Linked DNA regions of Homo sapiens: region 1 is linked to region 2. A link is an interaction called in ENCODE POLR2A ChIA-PET data of the cell type or tissue named here. Cell type or tissue: PC-3. All regions are shown on one strand. Links, peaks and the distances in the headings refer to the core of each region. The heading gives the core; the rest is flanking DNA. Region 1 has its middle 260 kb from the start of ZMIZ1-AS1. Region 2 overlaps ZMIZ1 (zinc finger MIZ-type containing 1).

Region 1 (11,502 bases), core at 1,749-9,748, 340 kb after region 2:
AGGTCCTCCACCACCCAAAGCAGCAACACCTGCAACACGTGGCCTTCTCAGTCGTTGAGCGGGAAAGAAAGGCTAAAGAAGGATGTACAGGCTTTTCCCTCACAGCCTTACTCAGGGCTCTCCAGAGAAATGGAACCTCACAGGAGGGTGCTTCCAAAGAGATTAGCATTAGAATCTGTAGATTGAATGAAGAAGATCTCCCTTATCAATGTGAGTGGGCATCATCCCATCTGTTTGGGTCCCAATAGAACACAAAGACAGAGGAAGGGTGAATTCTCTTCCTTCCTGAGCTGGGGCATCCTCTTCTACCCTCATACATTGGAGCTCCTGGTTCTGCATCTTTAGTCTCAGACTGTATTACACCACTGGCTGCCCTGGTTCTCCAGCTTACAGACAGATGTTAGTGGGACTTCTCAGCTGCCATAATCACATGAGCCAATACATCTCCTCTTGTATATTTCTATATGTCCTACTGGTTCCCTTTCTCTGGAGAGCCCTGAGTAAGGCTGCTAGGGAAATCCTGTACATCCTTCTCTAGCCTCTCTTTCCTGCCCAGCGACTGAGAAGGCCACGTGTTGCAGGTGGTGCTGCTTTGGGTGGTGGAGGACCTATCAGCCATGGGGCCGAGTCCCTGTAGGGAGAACATTCACCCTGGATCTGCAATGGATGCTGTGTGAGCAAGACACAATTTTTTACTGTGCTGAGTCACTGAGATTGTGGAGCTATTTATTCCTGCAGCATAGGTTGGCCTCTTCTGACTAATACAGTTGCTCAATAAATAGCAGTAATTGTTACTGGTAGTATTGTTACTATCACAGACAGGTAAGTGCCCTAGTATTCCTCCTTCTCTTAGCAGCAGATCCTTGGCTGTGACCATTAGGAGCTCTTGCTCTATCATCCAAAGGATTCACACCAGCTTGGCTATGGGTTCTCCCCCGATCTCCTACCTTTGTCTGATGCTTCAGCTCATGCTTTCCCCTGTGCCTTTCTCCCTGCCGCTCTCTCCAGCCCTTTGGGATTCTAACTAGATCTTTTTACTCCATAAAATGGCCATTGTCTCAATGCCCAAATCAACCTATTTGATGCAGGTAGGGTGGGGAAAGAACTCAGTCCTGAGTGCCAAGAACCTTGGGCTCAGCTGCTAGCTTGGCTGCTGCCACTCCCTTCCTCTGAGCCCCTGGTTAGACTGAGAAGGAGCCCATGGCACCTTGTTACTCTGGGCAGTGGCTCTGGGTACCATCCTCCTCTGGCCTCAGAGCTGTTCTGGGGCAGAGACCTGCCTGGATCCTCCATGCCTACCTCACACATGGTGTGTGCTCCATAAATGGAGACTGACTTAAGAATGAATGATATTAGAGAAGAAAAAGCTTTTAATGACCACCTTCGTGTGCTGTGGCTATCACAGCCACAGAGATTGTCTTCCAGCAAATGCTCAGTACCTATCCAAGGCAGCCCCTAGCCACCTTCATGGAAGCCCAGGGCTTTGAAGAACAGATGTGGAAAACCACTGGCCTAGTCCAAGCTCTTCATCTTGCAAATGGGGTCTCTGAGGCCAAGAGAGGAAGTGACAGCCTGAGGTCACTCTGGGGGTCGTCTAGACAAGACACCAGGTCTGTTGTCCTCCAACCTTGCACTGGGTTTTGTGTAGTTTCATATAATTCAAGCCAATTCTCTTTCAGGTAACTTCCAAGTGTGTCCAGCCCTCTCTACAGAGAAAAGGTGACCTCCTTGAATGGATTCTAAAGATAGTGTAACAGGTGGGGTATGGAGGCCTTAGCCTATGGCACAAGAGGTCACATTGTCTAGGCTTGGATGCTGGATCCACTGCTTATGAGCTCAGTTACTCTACTTAGGTGACAAATTACTTAATCTCTTTGAGTCTCAGCTTTCTCATCTGTTAAATGGGAGACATGCAGGCCTACTGTGGGTATCTAATGGGATAATGCATAGAAAGGCACTTAGTGCCATGCCTAGCCAACAGTCAGGCCTCAGCAATGCCACTATCTGCCTTCCCATACTCTGCAAACCTACTGAGCTCATATAGATTCTGTGCAGAGCAGCTGTCAAATCAATCATCTTTATTTACTTCCAGAACGAGCTATCACAGGGAGAGGAAGGTGCCCCAAGATGCAGAAACCAGACCAGGAGGTGCTCATGGTCTCTATTTTCCCTTGGTAAACCTGGTTGCACCTCCAGGTCCCAATAGAATGGTCACCTCTCAGAGGAGCCCTCTGTGACTCCTCAGTGGGTTTCGTGAGCATGTCCCTTACTCTCCATGACACATTGCTCTGCACCATATAGGACCATCACCACTGCCATTAAAGAAATGATTTAGAATTGCCTGTATCTAACATCTGCCTTTCCTTATGTGGGCAAAGGATTGAGCCTGTTTAGTTGTTTCACTAGGGCTGAGTGCAGTGCCTGGCACATAGCAGAATCTCAATAAATATTTGTTGATTGAACAAATAAATGATTCCAGGTTCGTATCACATGCCAGGTATGATTCTGGGTACATCACAAGCATGGTCCCAGTTTCATATATGTGTGATTTGCAGGCTATCTTGTTCCAGAAAGAACTATTAAAGCCACCCTGAAGCAAAAATGTTTATGAGTGCAAAGTGAGGTCCAGAGAGGGTTAGTAACTTGCTCATATCACCCAGCTGATTGGCTGCAAATCTCAGCTTGAGCTCAGCTTTGAATAACTCTAAAACCCATGCTCTTTCTTTTCGTCACTATTCTTCTGGTATATCCTGAATTTCCTGGGTTCCTCAGTGGTCTGTTGTAGTAGATCTGGAGGCATGGCTGCCCCTGGGGTGTACAGGGCTTCAGGCCAGTATATTTTCTGTTTTGCAGGGAAGGCTGTCTACATAAACCATTTGAGCCACTCAAAATCATGTGAGCGCCATTCTGCTGACTCCATCTCATGTGATGCTGTGAAATAAAAACTTTGCTGGCCAGTGGGAGCAGTCCACTCACCAGGCTGCCTGCCTGGGGCAGGGGCCCACCACAGGGCTCTGGGCTGACCCCATATGCATGAGCCCTCAGGGCTCTTTGGGACATCTGGCCAGCTCCTGGAGGCAGTAGGGGGCAGGGGTAGAGAAACAAATGGGGATGGGGGTTCACAATGGGTCCAGGTGTGGGGTATGCCTCCTGGATGGCACTGCCAACCCAACTAGTCGTGAACAGAAGGAAGTCCCTCAAGGAAGCCCCCTGTGGTATGGGCCCCATGGCAGGCGTCTAAGGGCAGTACTGTCTGGAGGAGACCTGACCACCTGAATTGGCCCCAGGACACCAAGGGATTCTGATGCAGGGTCCCACAGATCAGGCTTTGAGAAACACTGCTCTAGGAGACCAGGGTCCACTCAAGGTAGAGTTTTCTGAGAAAGAAACTGGTCAGGGGTGGAGGGGCTGCTTGGGTCTGCCCAGCTGGTGGCTGTCACCCCCTAGGTCTCCGAACAGGAGGAGGGTGGCAGGTATTGGATGGCAACGTCGCCTCTCATGGGGCCTTCTGATCAGACGGGCCCTTGGCAGGCTCCTAATTTGTCTCCTCCTCGCAGTGTCAGTATCAGTTTTCTGATGCAGAGGGACCCTGGTAATGAGTTTCTATTAAAAGAGCTGAATCTCGACTCTCGGAACTCAATGTTCAGAATAAACAATGGGGCAGAATCCTATTAAAAAAGGCTTCCAACATGGACAAATTAAACCCTTGGGAATGCTGTACAAAGAATACATTTTTCCAGTGTCGAAGCAAGATCAATAGAGAAAAACAAATAATTTCAAGTAGGAGTCATCATAATGACACCCAGGTACAGGCAGGGGTTGGGTGCGTTATTTTGGCCTGAGGACACCCCAGCAAAGATAATGAGAGAGCGGAGGGCTGGAGCTCGTCTCGGGTGTGAGGGATGTCTGGGTCTCCCGGGCAGCTGAGGGAGGAAGATGTCGTGTCTCATTTGTCTCTGTCGAGGATCCCTCTTTCTCTGGGGGATTGTTAAGCCCACGGAGCTGTGCTTAGCCCAGTGAGGACTGGGGTAAGCCTGTGGAGGGGGTGGGAGACCCTGGCTTTGTTTGCGAGGGGATAGATCTAATCTCTGCACAGGCTGGGCAGGGTAGCTGTGTCTGCCTCACACCCAAGCGGAGGGAAGTGCCCCAGACATCTGCACAGATGCCTGAATTTTCACCACCAAGCCTTCACCCCAGCCCTGCTCTCTCCGCTTGGAGACTGTTCTGTGAAAATTGCTCTTGCAGTACCTAATTTTATTCCCTGGAGCTAAGCAAAATCATACTCATCATTCCTGGCTGATCTCGAGTCCCTCCCTCTTTGGGAAACCTTTCCTGAGTACTTCCCACCTCTTCCAGGTTCCTAATGGTCTGATAACACCCTCGAGTGTTTGTCTCGTCTGGCTCCTGCCTCCCCCAGCATCCTGCCTTGGAGACTGTCCCAGGGCTGTTGGCTGTCCTGTTGATTCATTTAGTCAGTGCGCCCCCTCCCATATCTTGCAGGGACCACTTTGTTCAATCCAGCCCACCCCACAGTCACTGAGCATGGGCCCCATGGTCATGTCCGTGTTGAGCTCTGGGAAAGCCAAGGTTGACTGAGACACAGGCTAGGAGCCCTTGAAGGCAGGAACTCTTTCAATCCTCAAATTTGGCCCAGCTGCCCCTGTTATAAAATGAGGCAACAGAGGTCCAGAGGAAGGCAGTCATGGAGTCAAGGTCACACAGAAGTGGGCAATGGAGCCAAAACTGGAACCCAGTGCTACTGCCTTCCTGCAGCAAAGGCATGCTAGGGTCTCACTCCACACAAAGTGCTATTCTGCATGCTCTGTGTATTAATGCTTTTATACTGCACATAGTATCCTAGGTAGGTACTGTATTTTCCTCATTTTACAGGCAAGGAAACTGACGCATAGAGAAGTTAGGTAACTGACTCAAGACCTTAAACTTCAAAGGTGTGGTCAGGCCTCCTGGCTCCTGGCCAGCTTTCTTTCCTCTGCCTTGCCCAGGAAGATTGTGGAGAGTGGGTCATGGTGCAGGCAGACATGGGGAGAGGAAAGGGTCTGGGGACCTGGCCTCAGTGGAGGGCAGGAAGGGGAGGATGGCCCTGAGTTGCTTGCATCCCTGTCTGGCTCAGCACACACGCCCACTGTGTGGAACCAGTAGGAGTTACTCCTCTGTGGCTCCTCCTGCCTTCTCTGGAGATTGCAATCACACAGTAGCTCACTCAATAAAGGCCCTAAGAAGTCCTGAAACAGCTTTGCTTTTCCCAGTGTCTGCCAGACCTATGTGACAGTGGAGGCCCTTTCTTGTCACCTCAGAATGCTTCTTAATATCACATGCCACTCCTCTTGAGAAAGTCCCCTCTGCAACACAGCTGGACAGAGTGAGGAGTGAGTGACTGAGACAAGAAGTTGTGTAGTGGCAGCCCCAACAATGTGGATTTTCCTAGATGCCAAGGGAGGAGGAACTTCCAGGGTGGGGAGCAGGTCAGGCAAATTGAAAGCCTCACAGTTGCTGTGGAGGATGAGGTCTTGGACAGCCCTCGGATTTGGTGAGGAGGAGTCTGGGATACAAATCACACACATGTGCCCAAGTTAGTTGCTGGTGGGGTGCAAATCATTGTGGTAGCTTTGATGGGATGAGGGGCTGGTTTATCCATTAAAATTCAAAATGCACATACCTTATGATGTGGCAGTTCCACTTTTCTCTATTTAGCTAAGAGAAACACTTATGCATGGGCTCATGGAGGCCTGTTTAAGGGTGTGTACTGCAGCCTTGCTGGTATAAGTGTCAGAAATGGAAACAACCTTAGTGACCACGAGTAGGAGAATGGCTAGAGACTTTATGGTAAGAGTATACTTCAGCAGCTAGAAAGAATGGGACGATGTTTATGCAAGAGCCTATTGGATTAACAAAGCAAGGGGCAGAGTGATACATACAGCATAATACTTCTTAAGTGAAAAAATGTACAATTCTGTAATCTTGTGCACATATACATGTACATATGTATACATACACACAAGCACATACTTGCGCTCACACACAGACACTATAACACTGGTAGTTAAGAGAGAAAGCTCTAAAATCCAGAATTTCTTTGACTTGTAGCTCTGCCACTTGCTAGATTTGTAACTTTGAGCAGGCAACTGAATGTAACTGTACCTCAGTTTGCTCATCTGTAAAATATGGATAATTATATTTCAACCTCAAGGAATTATTGAGCATATTAAATGATTAACTGAGTTAACATGAGCAAAATACTAGTGAAAGTGCCTGGCCCATGGTAAGGGTGAAACAGTTGTTACTGTGACCATATTTCATCTGTTTTAATATACACACATTTTTTCACATCTTAAACCAGCAATTGACAGCTCTTAATGTTGGGTCATTGTTTAGTCGGCAACTATTTTTCCTTCCTGGTAGCACATAAAATAGTGGCACAACTTACAATGGAAGGCATCTTAGGTTCAATGAAGTAGAATATTGTTTCTAGGTAAAATCTACTAGGGCTCCATACTTGGGATAGAAGCACAAGTCAGTTCTGAGACACACACATCCAGCTTATACCAGTGGTTTCTTTTGGAAAGAATGTTGGAAGGGGTGGTGTCAGGAGGCCTGCAGCCTTATCAGGACTGTCTTAGTGTTTTACAAGCAGCATGTACTCGTGTTTACATGTGGTTTCACTTAGCGTTGCTTGGTTTCAGCCAGCAGACACTAACACTGGTTAACTTAAGCAAAAAGGAATTTATTGGCAGGATGTCGGGAGCTCACAGAAGTGACAGGAGCCCAGAGAAGCAGGCTTGGGGAAGGCGGGAGCCCAGGCCTCTGCCAAGGGCCTGGATTAGGAGCCACAGCCACCACCTTGTAGTGGGAAACATCTGGTCCGCATGCTGCCAAGGCTGAGACAAACGCCCTCCAACCTTGTCCTCTGTCTCCGGGTCTAGTGGCTTCTGTCATTCTTTCTGGTTGTCTGTCATCGGATGACCCCTTCTTTCTAGGCTTGATAAATCCCCTACCTTAAAAGTGTTGGGGTTGGGGAGTGGCAGAGTCAGCCTCCCACCATGGACTGGGCTGCAAATCTGCATAGTTCCCATGCCCTTTGAGTCCATGCAAAGGCATGTGCCCAGGTTGGTGACTGGAGGAAGCAATGGCATGGAACAGGGCAAGACACATCTATGCTGGTGGTAGGAGGCTGGGGCAACAATCATAGCAGCCGTGTCCACTTCCAGGGGCAGTGCTGTTCAGAATAGCAGTGTCTGTGCCTGGCATCTGGAGCAAGCTGTGGCAGCCTGGGCAGCGATGTTCACGTGGGGCTGGCTTCCTAAGGACACTTTGGCTGGGATCCTGACTATGGCCCGGACTGCCTTGATGCTGCCTGTTTCTGAGCCTGGTTCCCAGCCTTCCCTGTGAATCTGTGAGCTACCTCACCTCCTTTGGAACACATTCTCCTTTCTGCTTCAATCCTGACCAAGTTGGATTCTGTTGCTGGTAACCAAGAAGCCTGTCCGACACCCTGCATCCCTCCCTCCAGATGCAAACTCTCAGAAAAGAGGTTGGGGCACGTGCCTGCTCCCTGGGGAGGACCAGGAGACGTGGGGAGCTGGATTTGGCCTTTTGGCTTTTGTAATGGGAGGCAGGAGCCTAGAATCCTCCTCTACCAAGAACACACACAATGGGAAAGAGGCAAATTCTGAAAGGAAATCAGGCTGTTGTTAGTGAGGGGTTGTGGAGGTGGGACTTGCAAAACATGACAAATGTAGACTATCCTTGTTTAACTATTATTTAAAACAAATAGAATGTATGCTCTGCTTGGAGGAAACAGATTCATTCATTCATTCATTCAACAAACTGACTGCCAGCTACATATATATACATAAACAGTCAGGCACTGGGGGTGTAATGATGACAGCCTTCTAGGGGCCCGAGTCTGGTGCTGGTACCAGGTCAGTGGACAGACAGGGACAGGCAGTGGGCCCAGTGTTGCAAACCCAGATAGTCCTGTGTCAAGACCCCTCAGTCCCAGGCAAACTAGGGAGTTAACACTTTGGATCCTAACAAGTTGATCCTGAAAAGACAGGAAATTGGCGTGGCAGGCCTGTGGGTAGCGGGGCAGAACATCAGGGCTGGAGATTTCAGGTAGACTTAGAAAGGGGATGAGGGGATGGCCTGAGGCCAGCAGTGGTGGCAGGGATGCAGCCTCTGGCAGAAGAAGGCCTTGGAGCCCAGCCTTGGCAACTGGAAAGGGGGCGAGGAGAGGAAGGAGAGCCCCAGGAGGGGAGGAGGAGATGAGCAAAGGCCAGGAGGCTCTAAACGGAGGGGCCACCGATCTTGGCGTAGGGATCGCCTTCGACCATGTGTCATGGAGGATCCAAAGAACAGCTGCTTCATCTAACAGTGATGAAGGTCCAAGGACAGTGTGGGGGCTCCATGAAGCCATGGGGGCCCGGGCTGCTTCCTGCTCTTCCGCCGTCTTTGGTTATCTCACAGCTCAAGATGAAGATGGCAGATCCCCCTGCAGCCTCACGCTCATGTCTGGAGGTCAGACACAGGGCAGGGGAAAGAGCAGCGGCTAAAGGAGAAGGGCAAAGCTTTCCAGTCATGCCCTCCAGAAACTCATGCTTCTGGTTGGCCAGGTCTGTCACAGGGTCTCCCCTGGTTGACAGGGAGGTGGGACATGCAGCACTTCTGCTGATTTGAACAAATTCAAGGGTTCCATTTGTAAGAAAGAAAAGGGGAGCAGCTATTGTGGAGCTAGCTAGCTGAGTCTACCCCAGGAGGGTCTCCTGGGACTCTACAAAACACCCAGTGTCCTCACTGCCCACCACAGGACCCAAGCCCCCGCAGCAGGGCCCCGTGGCCATCCTGCCAGTCTCAGCTTAATCCTCACCCCAGGGTACAACTGGCTGCCCCAGGCCCCTCCTCTGTTCTCCTCCCAAGAAAGCCAGATGGCAGGCGGAGTGGCTCTGTCTCCTGGCAGGGTCCTGGGGACTCGCCCCTCTCTGCCTGAACGGCTGTGCCCCCTCCCCACGCGCTTCCTGCGGCCTGGAGCCCAGCCTCTCTCCAAGTGGGACTCGCCCTTCCTCCTCCAGCACAACGCCCGGAGTGAGCCTGCCCATCTGGTTCTATTTCACTCCATGTTACTCATCAGGATGTGTTTGCCAGGAGTTATTTGATGTTCAGGAAGAATTCTGAAGCTTTTGAAAAGAAGTAAATAAAATCTTTTCTCTCCCAGAGAGTCGTGAAATTGCCTTTTGCTGAGGAGACGGCAGGCGCCCATGTGGGGTCCAGCAGTCCCTGCCTGGCCTGGCCCAGGGAGCTGGTATTCTGGGGTTTGCCCTTGTGCCTGTGGCTCCCCCATATTCCTGGGCTCAGGTGGACCTCCCCAAGAGACCATTCTAAGACTTTCCTGATCCTCTTGTGATGCTCAAATTTGGGTACAGAAGAAGGCAGCCGTCAGGGACGCTCAGCCTGTCTTTTGCTCTCTGGCCAAGAAAGCTTTTAGGAAGAGCTCCTCCCTACTCACTGCCATGTCTGGGCCATACGGCCTGTACTGATGAGAACGTGTGAGCTGCAAAGGCAACAGAGCTGGAGCTGGGACCCACAATCTTGCATTCTCTGCTGCAGAGGCAGCCTGCAAGGGTAGGGACAGAGTGCCTGGCCCTGAGAAGACCTGATCTGCTGCAGCCGGGTGATCACAGGCAAGGGGCTTCACCTCCCCACCTTCTCCTCCCTTCTCCTCCTTTCTGAGTAAACGGCAGAGCCCACTGGATGTTAGGACATCCAGAAAAGAGAGGGACACCAGTGCCACCTCTCCAGGTCCCAGTCCATCCCAGCATCACCCTCCCCTTGGACCCACACTGCCTCCTACCTTTCCCCTCCATGCCTTGTTGTGGCAAGGCTGGAATTTTCCAGATAAGTTTTAGTAAACAACCAAACAGATGTTCACTGGCAAGTGCTCAGGTTCTTTTGGCCCCTGGGGACCGCCCTGCCCCTGACCTAGCTGGTTTGGGCACGGGGTTACACTTAAAGCATCCGGCTGAAAGGATGAACCAGTGCATGGAGGATCACTCCTGGGGCAGAGGAGGTCATGTCCTCACCCTTTCTTTCCTAATTGTGTCCATGCTTTCTTCAAGTCCCCACAGTGAGTGGCCAGTTGGTGGGTGTGGATCCACCCTCCGTCACTCTCCATTTGTCCTCCCTGCTGATGCGTGGCACCTCCAGAGGGTTGATCCTCTCCAGCCATCACATGGCAAACCCTGCAATTCACACAGCTCCCCTCCTAGAGCATCCTCATGACAGTTTACAACCCAGACTATTAAACATTGATCACTCAAAATTTAACATCCCATCTTCCCTTTGATATCCTCAACTGCTCTCTGCATAAGACAACAAGCCAGCTTTCTGCAGCTCAGCATGAGGGAAGACTTCAAAGCTGCCTTCCCACTCCCCCACTCCCAGCAGCTCTGGCATTCCACAAGCAAGACTGCCAAGTGGATGGGGACCACCACCAGCCTCACCTTCAGAACTCAGACCAATGAGGGATATCCCTGGATTCTGGTCTTGGATTAAGAATCTGGGATGATTTGAGCACAATCAGGACTCAAGGGCACCTTGGCTCTCTCTAGAAGCAGCTGTGGCTATTGGGAAATTATTTAGCTTGGGAGTCTAGTGGGGCGGCATTTGAATCCCAGAGATGCCCCCTTGCCTGCTCTGGAACCTTAGAAGATGTGCTGAGTCCTCACAAGTGAAACGGAGGTGAGAATACCCCTCTCTTAAGCTCCTGGAGAGGATTAACTCAGAGGCTGGAAGTGAGAGTGCCTGCCCCATAGCAGATAATCAGAAGGTGGCCATTCTGTCTCCCCTCTGAAGAAGAGTTTCTTCCCCCAGATAGTGTGAGTGCGTTCGTGGGAAGGATGGATGCATTGGTGGCTTTGTGAAATAGGTGATTTTGAACTCTTCAGTGGGTGGCCACGTGCATAGACATTGCTGACATGCTGATTACAAGCATTACCATCCTTTCGCTCAGGCCGCCGCCCAGGGGCCCATATTTTATTAAAACTATATGAATTAGAATAGTGGCCATTTATGGGACATTACCCACAGACCAGGCACTGGGCAAAGTGATTTACTCGTATCTCTCACATCAGCCTGTAAGGAAGGTTCTCTCACTGGGCCCTGTTTCCAGATGAGAATCTTGAGGGTGACAAGGGGAACCACCTCAAGAAAATGGCAAAACTGGGACCTTAAACCAGGTCAGCTAGATGCTGAAGTCCTAGCTCTTGGTTGTACTGGCCTAGTTTAAAGGCACGCAGTACTATGCATACCTGAAACTCATTGGCATTAATAAACTGCATGCAGATTCTATCAGTGAGCATGTGAATCTCCTCTCCAGATGGATGATAGCACAGTCATTTGTACACACGAGGGATTTATATGCTCTGGCATGGCTAGAGAACATATCAGCGGACTGCCTGCAGGCTACCAGTTTGCTCCTGGAATCCACCT
Region 2 (11,502 bases), core at 2,082-10,081:
GGGCATCAGTGAGCAGGGCGCAGCTGCATTCGTGGGGCAGAGGCACATGCACACATCCCTGGGGGCCTCTCCAAGGCCTTGCTCCCTGTCCAGTCCTGATCTACTGTGCTCTCAGGGCCAAGCTGGAGGGACACTTCCTCTTGGAGGAAGAGCTCATGCAGCATCGCCCAGGCCCCAGGAATGACTTCTGCCCGTCCTGCCTCAGCCGTGCCCTGGCTGGTGGTGCACATGCGTGGCTTGTCTGGCCTCCGGCCCCTGCCAACCTAGTCCCTTGGTGCTGGACTTGAACAGAGACAAACTGAGACCAGAGAGAGGGAAGGGCCCAGCCAAGATCACACCATGATAAAAACGGGAACTAGGATTCAAACTAGGATTCAGAAACAAATGACTCAGGCCCAGTCAGGGACTGGCTTCCCTTTCCTTTGAGTTTGCATCAGACCTGGAACTGGGAAAGGGAGGGGGAAAGCTGTCCCGACTGCCCCAGCCAACACCTCCAAGCAATCAAAGAGGCCTTGAACTCTGACAGGTGGCCCGCTCAAACCTGAGGAAGAGGGATGGGGCTCCCTTCTCCCCAAGTCACCAAATGAACAATTTCTGCTTTAATCAAGGGATGAGGGCACAGCATAGAATGGTGGCCTCTCTGGGTTCCAATGCATCTAGGTTCCGATGCATCAGAGAGGCCTCAGCTCTGACACTTACTTAGCTGCGTGATACTGGGCTAGGAACTTGGGTCAGTTTCCTCATCTGTAAAATGGGGGATACTAAGAGTCACTACTCTCACAGAGTTGTTGAAGGACATAACAAGATTAGGCCCATATGCACGTGCACAGGAAATGCTCCGTAAACAGGGGCCATAAGTCATTATTATCACTGGCTCAGGGTTGCTGCCCAGTGTAGACTTGGGGTCCTGCTGGGATGGGGGCACTGAACCCCGTATCACAGAGATAGAGAAAGACCCATGGCTCTGGGAAGATGAGTCCGAGACCAACTCAGGAGAGGCTTCATAGACCCCCACAGCTGGGCTTCGTAGAACCACCTGCTCCCAGGACAGGGTCCTCACCTCCTCTTCCACAGAAGCAGCCTAAGGTGTCAAGCATCCTCCAGGTGCAAAATCCGTGCCAGGTACTCCCTTCCACACCCACCACTCATCAGGCCCCATAGGGTGGGCACAGCCATCCCTTTTCCAGGGACCGAGGTCTTGCTTAAAGGGGCGCCTAGCTGGGGGTGGCCAGACCAGGTCCCCCGGCACCCACCTGGGCCCTTGCCACTTGCAATGCCAGGGTTCTAAGTGGAATTTCCTGCTGGTGGCCTCTCTTAGAAGTTTTGCCTCTTGCCTCTGCCCACTCTGCTTGGTGCCAACCACCTGGCCCTATGCTTCTGAGGGCTGCCCTAGAGGGCACCCCATCCCACCTCTGGGAGGCCCCCAATCCTAAATGCCCTGCAGCATTAAATGGGCCTGGCAGAGGCTCTCAGCAGAGTCCTTGGAGGTCCTTGGGAAGCTCTGAGTGCAAGCCTGCCACCCTACAGAGAAGGGGACACAAACCCAAAGGGGGTTTGTGGACCAGAATGGAACCCAGGTCCATTCTGGTGTTGGAGGTCCAACTGAGGACCCAGGGGGTCCAATATTGGCCCACAAGAAAGTCACTTATCCCTCCAGTCTGTTTCCTCATCTGGGGCTAACTGCAGCTCAAGGATTAGATGAACTGACATCATACCCATGATTGGCACAGGAAGGTCGTGGCACTGAAGGGCACAGGCACTGTCGGTGGCACACACAAACCACTGAGCACTGAGTGTTCTCGATGACCCCCTTCCTGGGCCAGGTGCCAGCCCCCTGGCGGTCACGCTTCCCAAACAGGCATCCCTTTGGGATTCTGGCCACACGTGGGCCAGGCCAGTCTGAAGTGATGGCCAAGACCCAGAGTTAAAAATGCCGGACAAAGGAAAGTCCTGTTCTTGCTAGCGGGTGGTGGCGGGTCTGGGCACAGGCTCTAACCTCACCCAGGCCTGGATGAAATCCTGGCCGGCTCACAAGCCACATGGCCTTAGCCAAGTCCCTGCACCTCTCTCTGCCTCAGTTTCTCCAATGGGTCATGAGGAGGGAGAAGGTTTAGTGGGTGACAAGTGCATGGTTCAACCTCTGGCTTTCAGAGCCCAGGCAACAGGAGCACTTGCTATTTACAGGAACATCAGGTCTCTCCCGCAAGGACAGCCAGTGGTGGTCTGCAGGGGACCTGCTGGAAGGCCAGGGAAGAAAGGGGATGACAGGTTTGCCGATCACGTTTTAGTCCCACCAGGGCAGATTCCCAGGGAAGCTCGACTTTCCCCACTGGGATTTTGTTTATACAGAAGTGAGGTTCAAATCCAGCCCTTGACCTAGGCAAGTGCCTCCCATCCCTTGACATCTCTGTCTCTCTATCTGCCAAGCAGGAGGAACGATGCCTGCCAATGCCCTGGGCTGCCAGGAGGACCACGGGATGGAGGACATAGTCCAGCCCAGTGATGGACTACAAGGAGGAGGGTCCTTATTCTGTTCTGTCTACTGCCAGCCCTGTTTGAGCCAGCATCTGCCCAGAGCATGGCCCAGGGCCCACCCCAGAAGGCATTCAGAGCCTCCCCAGGGGCTTCCCAGCTGAGGCTGTCAGGGAAGTCCTAGGATGCCCCTTCTTCTCCCTTGAATCTGGGGTCTCATTCGTTCTTTCAGAAAGAGGGGTTCCCTCAGTCCAGCGACACGGTGAGATTCTCAGGGGAGTCACCCTTCACCTGCCCATCAACAGACAGAACCCATCCTCTGGGGCCCTGGAAAGGCCTAAAAGGCTGGACCCCCATGGTGGGTTTCCTCTTCCTGTTGCCACAGCACCCAGTACCAGGCTGGCAGGTCCAGGAATCCCCGAATATTTTCTGGAAGAATGAATGGGCAGTGAAGGCAGCAGTGGTGCATAACTGGCTTAGATCAAAGAACATGGTGGCTGACACTGGTACAGATTCTATAAGGTGGGTGGTGTTAGCCCCATCTCACAGATGAGGAAACAGAGGCTCAGAGGCATGAATTCACTTGCCCAGTATTAGAAAGTGGTAGAGCTGTACTCAGCACAGCCTCTGGGCTCCAGAACCCATGCACCAGCCCACAGTGCTGCCTGGGGATCCGGGCAGGGCGGAGAAAGCAGCCCGTCTGAGGCCATCCAGACTAGAGCTTTCAAGCCTGGCCGCAGGCCCCGCCCCGGAGATCTGATTTAACTTGTTTGGGGTGGGTTATCTTTTTTCTTTCTTTTCTTTTTTTGAGACAGAGTCTCACTTTGTAACTCAGGCTGGAGTGCAGTGGTGTAATCTCTGATCACTGTAGCTTCGACCTCCTGGGCTCAAGCGATCCTCCCACCTCAACCCTCCAAGTAGCTGGGACTGCAAGCGCCCACCACCACACCCAGCTAATTTTTTATATTTTTTGTAGAGACAGGGTTTTGCCATGTTGCCCAGGCTGGTCTCAAACTCCTGAGCTCAAGTGCTCCTCTTGCCTCAGCCTCCCAAAGTGCTGGGATTACAGGTGTGAGCCACTGTACTGGGCTGGGCTATCTTTCAAAGCTGCCTCGGATCTCATCTGGGGCCATGGCTGAAATCCCTTGGCCAGCCTAATATCCACTCTTCAATGGGGGAAATTGGCTCAGAGAAGAGGAAGGGGACCTGCCCAAGGTCACCTCTGGTGTTGGGGGAGCCTGGGCCCTAGAGCCCGGTCCCCTGACTACTCCATCCTACGTTTTGAACTCTTATAAACAGAGCAGAGCACCATCACCTGGTGGAGCAGCCCAGGGGGCCCAGATGGCGGCGGGCGAGATGAGGCAGACAGGCGGGAGGAGCCAGCACAGCACGCAGCCAGATGACACACAGGCCCAGCAATTCCTGACTCATGGCCACCCAGCCCGTGACTCCACCCACCGCCAATGCCCCCACCCTGGCTCACATCCCGCAGCCCACTGCAGCCTCCAGAGTCCACTCCCATTCAGAGCTAGAAAGCCATGGAGGGAGGGAGAGGCAGTGGGGCCCACCCGGGCCTGAGTGGCAAACCCAGACAACCCCACGCCGGTGGGACTCAGGGGCACCAGAGGAAGAAGGAGGGGTGGTGGTGCCACCCTCAGTGCTGGCTCTGAGCAGCGCCTCTCCAGCCTTGCGGACAGGCACCCAGCTACAGGAGGAAAACTGAGGCCTCCCAAGCCCAGCTGGTGCTGACACCCACTTGGGCTAACTTTCTTTGCCCCATGACCCCTCTTGAATCAGGGCTCCAACACCGGATGAGTGTGCCAGGCTTCTCTGCTGCCGGTTCCTCTCCCCATGAACTCACTACTCCTCTAAGAACTTTCAGTGGCTCCCCACTGCCTACGAAATCTAGTCCTAATCCTGACCTGTAATGTTTCCCTCACAGGGAAAAGGCTGATTCAAAGGGAAGGGCCGCAGGGGGCCCAGCACTGTGTCCCCAAATCTTAAGGACTTCTCACAGCACCCTAAGACACTGGCTCTGAAAGGTCCACTTGCCAGATGCAGACACTGAGGCTCAGAGCAGCAATGTGTCCAAGGCCACCAGAGTCTGAGCTGTGGCCACCCCATGGCAGGGGCTTGGCTGCTCAGGTGCCTGGTCTTCCCTGCTGCTGACAAGCTTTCAGCTCGCCCAGGAGCTCAAGGTGGCCCCCGGATCTGTCTTAACCCATCCAATGTCACAACGACTCTGGTCTTTCCCCGTGGTGCCCTGACCCCTCTGCTTGGCCCCCTTTAAGACACAGTTGATTCCCTAAGCTGCTACCCCTGCTGATACTGAGGTGGGCTTGGGCTTACTTGGGGAGGTGGGTCATGGGTCAGAGAGCACCCACCAGGAGGGAGGAAGAGGATGGGGTTGGGAGGGTGGTGGGACAGCCTGCCCCTCAGCACAGCCCCATCCCTGCTTCTGGCCCAGCTCCCTGAGCAGAGCTGAGAGACGGAGGCATGCTCCGTCGCCCGGCTTCTGGGAGATGAGAGAAGGGGCTCCTTTCCAGGCAGACAGGGGTGGATGGGGAGGTTTTGTGTTATCACCCCCCAAGCCTGGCTGTCTTCACAGGGCACACATTCAACCCACCCCAAACCCTTTATCCCATGGGATGCTCATTGCTGGGCAGAGCGTCTGCCTCTCCCTGTTTTTCTACAGATGAGACCCAGAGTGGCTGAGTGACTTGCCCAGGTGCACCAGCAGGTTGGTGGAGGATCCCAGACCAAGAGCCCCAGCCTCCTGGCTCCCAGGCCTAGTCCCACTGTGAGGTTTCTCCTGCTAGGTCCCCAAGGGTCACAGGCTTTGTCTGAGAGGAGATAAGTCATTAGCATGTGTGGGGGGTGCAGGACGGGCGTGGGCCCAGAGCTGCCACCACGGGGAGGCCCAGGGAGGGGGTCAGCGCAGGCCAGAGGCAGGGCGGCCCGAGGTCGGGCTTCCTTTCTCAAGAGGGCAGGATTCCTGGCAGCAGCTCTCATGGGAAATAGGAGAAGTGCCAGCCGTAGAGAATACGGGGTGGGGCAAAGGTGGTGTCTGGGCAGGGCTTCCTGTTGGGTGGGCGGGTGGCCACTCGCCGAGGCCTAGTGACCTGCACGGCTGCGGCCCGGGGCCAGGCCAGGGTTGGGTTTCGCCTCATCCCTGGCTCAGGCCCAGGCCACCCTGAGCCCCATCCTCCAGCCCCGCCCTGGCTTCCTGTCCCACTGGCCCCACCCAGCCCAGGGGAGAGGGAGGGCCGAGCAAGCCTCCTCAGAAGCACCAATGCTTTCTGGGGGCTGGAGTGGGCAGGCCACGCTGGCCTGCTTAGTGGCCTTTGGCCTCTTACCTCTAGGCCTCCCACCGTTCATTTTCCAGTGTGAGGCCTCGACAAAAGTGCTGCTGGGTTTTCTTCCCAGGAGGGCACACTTCAGACACAGCTGAGCGGGGGCCCCTGATTGAATCCCTGCCTTTCCAAGTCAGCAGACAGCAGTGTCCCCTGGGAGAAGTCATGCCCAAGAGACCAGGATGAGAGGAAGAGTGAACCAAGGCCAAGTTCAGGCTTCGAATGCAGAACTTCCTGGAGGGCGAGCTCTTGCAGAAGGCGTGCCACCCCACGGGGCCACGCAGCCCCACATGAGGACAACGTGATGTCAACCACAGGCACAGCGCCTAGAGAAAGACCCCTTCACCCCACCCTGACTTGGCATGCCTGAACCCCTGAAGTGTCTGGAGGAGTCTGGGTGGGAGGGGAGCTTGGCCCAGGGGCTGCAAGGCTACCCATGGCCTCCAGGTGAATCCAGCCCATTCCCTGTGGCCTCAGGAACTGGAGGCTCACCTGTCCACAGGTTGGGGGTATGGTGGGAGTGCAGAGGTTGGCAGCCCGACCCAGTGAGGGCAGAGATCTGAACAGAGGCCCTCAGCCCTCTCCAGTCCCCTCTCCTGCCCATTCATGCTCTCCCAGGGCAGAGGGACTCAGAAAGCAAATAGGCCAGAGAGCAAGGAGGACTCTTCCAGCTGGCCGACAGCCCACCAGGGACAAAAGCCTCTTGGCTTAGTGCTGGGGATGAACACAGATGGGAGGGGGTGTGGGCCTGCCTGGGGCCCAGCCTTGCTCGAGATTACCCCAGGGACAGGGACAGAGATAGGGACAGAGCAGGGATCCAGGTCTCCTGCCTGTACCAAAGGCAGCCCAAGGGCCTCCTCATGAAGGCAAACTCACAGCAGTCCCTCCTGGCTCCGGGAGCTCCTGAGTGGTGAGAAGGTGGGTCAGCCCAGCTTAGGCAGGAACTGACTTTAGCCACACCCTGGCTGCCAGCGCAGGCCACTGATGACTTGTCCAGATTACCCCAATCAAACAGGCCCTGGCGGGGCCACGTACAGACCCAGCTTGATGCTCTGCCTGCAGGGAGGAAAGCCCGGGAGGGACTCAATTGGAAACTGCCAAGGGCCTAAAGTCTGTGGCCCTAAGACAAGCAGGGTGGAAGACAGAAGTCAGCGTCAGCCTGGTGGGAGGCCAGGACCCCATGTCCCAGGAGGAACTACAAGACGGCAGTAGTAAGCCTCGTGACCCCAGAGATATGCAAGCTGAGGCTGGGGACATACAGGCCTAGGCAGCATTCTGGGATGCTGACCCAGCAGCTTTATTAAAAACCCCGGCCCAGAATCCACATTCAGTTGTAGGTGGCATGATGGCGGATCTGCGTCACCCTCAGCCCTGGCCACCCAGCTCCACCCCTTTTCCGGACAGGCGTTTCCTAGAACAGCCTGAGCACACGAGCCTGTGGGACTCTTCCAGATTGAATACCCTAGACCTCATCACAACAGAGACAAGGTCTGATGATGCTCTGTGTGGCCTTGATGCTGGCTCTCTACACCCCCTTGTCTCAGGCACCTGGTGGGCTCTGCCGTTGGCCTATCCTGGGGAAGTACGCCTAAGCTTCCTCAGAACCCAGGGGAGCCTGTGGGGTCAGCCATGCCCTGCCTCCTAGCCAAGAGCCAGCTCTCTCCTAGGCCTTACCTGGGCCTGGCCCTGGGCCCACCCTGGAATGTTGCTGGATTCCAGTTCGGCCGTGATCATGCAGGGTGAGGGATGTATCTTTTGTGGAGCGTGGGCCCCATACAGACTTGGCTGCCAGGAAATGTTTGTCAAAGGAAGGAAAGAGGGAAGAAGCAGGGAGGAGGTGGACAAACAGACACATGAATGCAGGTGGGCTCTCAGAAGCATGGCCCCAAAAAGCCACCACAGCCCTCCTCCTCCAGGCCCCCAGAGATGGTGTCATCTATGCAAGACACAGTATGCAGGCTGACAAACCTCGATGAAGGCCTGGGGAGGCCCCACTCTGCAGCTGCCACTTCCCCTGGTGCTCTGCTCCCCATGTGGGCTAGGAGAAGGCCCCCAGGTGTCCGAGCCCAGGGCCTCTGTGTTCTGCCCACATGCACACATTTGCTTTGGAAGCCCAGGGTCTGGCTCACACCTCCCTAGAGGAAGGGGACACTCTCCCTGGCTAGAAACACCTGCTTGGTCCATGAGAGGCTCGGCGGTGCCTCTCACTGCTCTTCCTGAGCCCTGCAACAATGTAGGGGTTGCATCCTCCTGGAATGGCAGTGGGGTGGGAAATGGCCAGCTCATGACAAGATCACAGGGGTTTTGCAATGAAAGGTGATGCTGCCCATCCAATGGGAAGAAAATATGTCACAGAGGCGAGGGTTTGACGAAGTTTCCAGAAGGTCTGTGTTCTGACAACCCCTATCCCTGCCTAGCCCAGGTCCTGGCACACAGTAGGTGCTAATAATTCAGTGGCCTGATGGATGCACACGGGAGGCCTGGCTTCCACACTCCTGCCACGGAGGCCAGGGCTCTAAAGCACACTCCAGGGGCCATACACATGGTGGTTGTGCCCATGTGTGTCCCTTTCTCTGGTGAGGACTCTGTCTTTCTCGGCTCCCCCTGGTCAGAAGGTGCCCACCCTCTCTATTTAGGGCTGAGAGAGTTCTCTGTTATCAAGCTCTGTGCCTTTTCTTGACAGATGGGTTGGGGCAGGGAGGTCAGTCGTCCAGGGAGGGCAGAGGATCAGAACAAGGCCATTCCCCAGCCCAGGCCTCCCCATACCAGATTCTGAGGCCCAAGAGCTCTAGGACCCAGCTCGGGGCTCCCTGATGCCCATGGCGATCCTCGCTGCCACCACCCACACCAATGTGGCCCTTCTCCCTGGCTCTGTGTCACGGCCTCCTGGCTGCAGCTGGCCTGAACTGCTTACTTGGACAAATAGCGAGAGAAACCAGCCACGTGATGGCTAAGGTTTCCTTGGCCAGGGACAGGGATATACACACACACACACACACACACACACACGTACACTACACACACGCACAGCCACTTGTGGGTCAGGTAGTCATGTGGCCCAGGCTTCTGTGTCTCTGAAGGACAAGTGACCGGCTGCCCTTCTTCACCCAGAAGAATGCCCTCCCCAAGCACTTGTTTTCTGCTTCCTGGATGTGCCAGGGGTTTGCTGGGTGGGAAGCCCAGCAGAGTCGGGGCGGAAGCGGGAGCAGAGGGAGGGGGCAGAGCACCCGCCCAGCCCCAGCCCTGCCTGTGTCTGGTGTTTTCCTTCCGCCCTCCCCACCCAGAGGGCAGATGTCTGCTGGGAAACTGTGGCCACCCAGCCGTTCCCTGACTACAGGGACAATCCCCAAACTCAGGGAGAATCCCAAAGCCCAACGTTGGGGCCACACAGGAGGGGAGCCAAGGCTCAGAGAGAAGTCCCTGTGATAAATGGCAGAGCTGCCAACATGCTGCACCTGGACCAGTGGTTTTGTAGCTGGAGTCCATGGTATATTATAGCCTTTGGGGCATCTAGGGGGTGAGGGAGGGTAGAAGAAGGGGGTGTCTAGTCCAACTCAGCAGGAGCGGCTCTGCCTTTGGTCTGTTGCTTGGGAAAGGTCTGCGGGCCAGAGTCTTGAGCACTTTTCCAGCATTGGGGATCTGTGTCTCCGCTACTACCCCAGGGTGGCAGGCTTGTCCTCACAGCCTGAGATGGGCCCACTAAGACAGAAGGACGCCACATCTCTTGACAGGCAGAGCGGAGACCCTGCTCTAGGGGAGGAAGGCTGAGGGGTGGAGAGTGGGGAGCGGGAAATGCCAGCTCTATGGGGGTCTGCAGCCAGCTCCCACCCTTCCCTGGCCTCAGGCCTGACCCCCAGGACTCCAGAAACTCACTGCAGATGCATCTCAGGAAGGCCGCAAAAAATGAAAGGCATGGCCAAGAGTTCCCAAATAAAAGCTAATTCCTGGGCTGGGTGTGGCAGCTCACATCTATAATCCCAGCACATTGAGAGGCTGGGATGGGAGGACTGCTTGAGCCCAGGAGTTTGAGACCAGCCTGGGCAACATAGTGAGACCTTGTCTCTAATAAAAATTTTAAAAATTAGCCAGGCATGCTGGAATGCATCTATAGTCCCAGGTATTCAGAAGGCTGAGGTGGGAGGGTCAGTTGAGCCTGGGAGGTCAAGGCTGCAGTGAGCCACTGCACTCCACCCTGGGTGACAAAGCAAGACCTTGTCTCTTAAGAAAGTAAAAAGGCTAATTCTGGCCAAGCCCCTCCCTCCGCTAAAGCCCTTCACATAGGTTATCTCACTGACTTCTCACAATAACTCCATGACTCTGTGTTCTTCACCAATCCCCCACCCCACTGTCTCAGGGCTGCAGAATGAAGCCTCGGGAAGGGCTTTACTGTGGAGGCAGGTAAAATTATCACCCCATTTTATGGATGCAGCACAGAAATCAATGTGAACTAACCGGAAGGTCACACAGTTAACAAGGGGTGGGGTGGGATTTGAACCCGGAGACCCCAACCCTAGACTCTGTGTTCTTCACCAATCCCCCACCCCAACAACTCAGGGCTGCACAGGGCTCCTCTGGTGGCCCCAGCCCCCAGCCCAGCACACCTCGCAGGCACTCCGGAATGCAGCTTCGGGAAAGGCTCTACTGTGGAGGAGGAGGGAGAGAAGACCTCAGGAGAGGAGGAGCACTGGGATGGAAATGTGAGCAGAGGAGGCAGGAGAGAGTCTTGTCAGTGGAGAAAGACACAGAAAGGGAGGAAGAGTGAGAGGCAAGGCCATGAGCGGAATAGAGAGAAGAAAGGAAGATACAGAAAGAAGATACAGAGAAGGAAGACACAGACAGAGGGGGAGGGGGAAAGAGGGCAGGAAGGAGGGAGGAGGGGAGACAGAGAAGAAGAAAACAGAAGGGGAAGAAGGTGCAGCTGGGCAAGAGGAAGAAAGAAGGAAGGTGGAGGGCAGGAGATAGATGGAGGGATGGCGAGGAGGTGGGAAATGAGCCACCAAGAAGCCGAAGTGGATGAAGAAGCCAGGAGCCACGGAGACAGACACACAGCAGAGAGGAGGTCAGGGCCTTGGAAAACTGAGAGGCAGACGGAAAGCAAGCCCGCCCACCGAACATTGAATACCTAACAGGAGATGACAAATCAAATGGGAATTACTGCGGTAAAAACATAATTAGAAACTTGATTGAAGTTAAACAGAATTTACATAACACTGCAAATTAACTTTACACGGAAACTATTCACTGGGAAGGCAATGAAAAGGCATTTCATTAGTAATCTATATTTAAACAATAGGCACAATGGAGCCTTCTGATGAGGAACTTGGTGCCTTCCACCGGAGCCGGTGCCAAAGACTGCAGGAAGACCAAGCACAGTGGGTGCTCCAGGCAGAAATGGGCAGGGACCAGGGGGATCCCTGTGCCTGCTTGTGGGGTGGGGTGGGGACACAAACAGGCCAGGTGAGCTTCTGGTGCCAGTGCTGTCCTTGACTTGCTGCGTGGCCCTAGGCAAGTGTCTTACCTTCTCTGGGCCTCGGTTTCCTCACCTGCAAAATGGGGCCAGTGGGGAGGCAGTCTATAAGCCTGGATAGTCTAAGACAGTCTGGGAGATAGTAGAGGATTATAAGAGCATGGGTTCTGGAGTCAGACGGATGCAGTTCCTGCCCCTTGTGAGCTATGG

What was found. Peaks named below come from ENCODE experiments on the same cell type or tissue, not always from the same donor. Only the 100,000 strongest peaks of a DNase experiment are listed, where the experiment ranks them.
Region 1: POLR2A ChIA-PET joins it to region 2 with 20 read pairs; 3 of 35 experiments call an interaction of 5 or more read pairs at or near these places.

Annotation. Positions count from the first base shown.
Region 1 is chr10:78,800,605-78,812,106 of GRCh38, reverse strand. No RefSeq gene overlaps it. Among named protein-coding and RNA genes, the nearest start is that of ZMIZ1-AS1, 260 kb to the left of the region's middle. RefSeq lists an enhancer at 10,101-10,638. In PC-3, for the core only: no CTCF peak of the experiment used is centred there; DNase peaks (open chromatin) are centred at 4,966, 6,686 and 9,116; H3K27ac peaks cover 2,957 bases.
Region 2 is chr10:79,144,278-79,155,779 of GRCh38, reverse strand. All of the region lies in intron 3 of ZMIZ1 (zinc finger MIZ-type containing 1), which reads right to left. Among named protein-coding and RNA genes, the nearest start is that of ZMIZ1, 81 kb to the right of the region's middle. RefSeq lists silencers at 5,578-5,657, 5,718-5,777 and enhancers at 8,868-8,957, 9,924-10,862. In PC-3, for the core only: no CTCF peak of the experiment used is centred there; DNase peaks (open chromatin) are centred at 3,889, 5,589, 6,779 and 9,774; H3K4me3 peaks cover 1,247 bases; H3K27ac peaks cover 4,710 bases.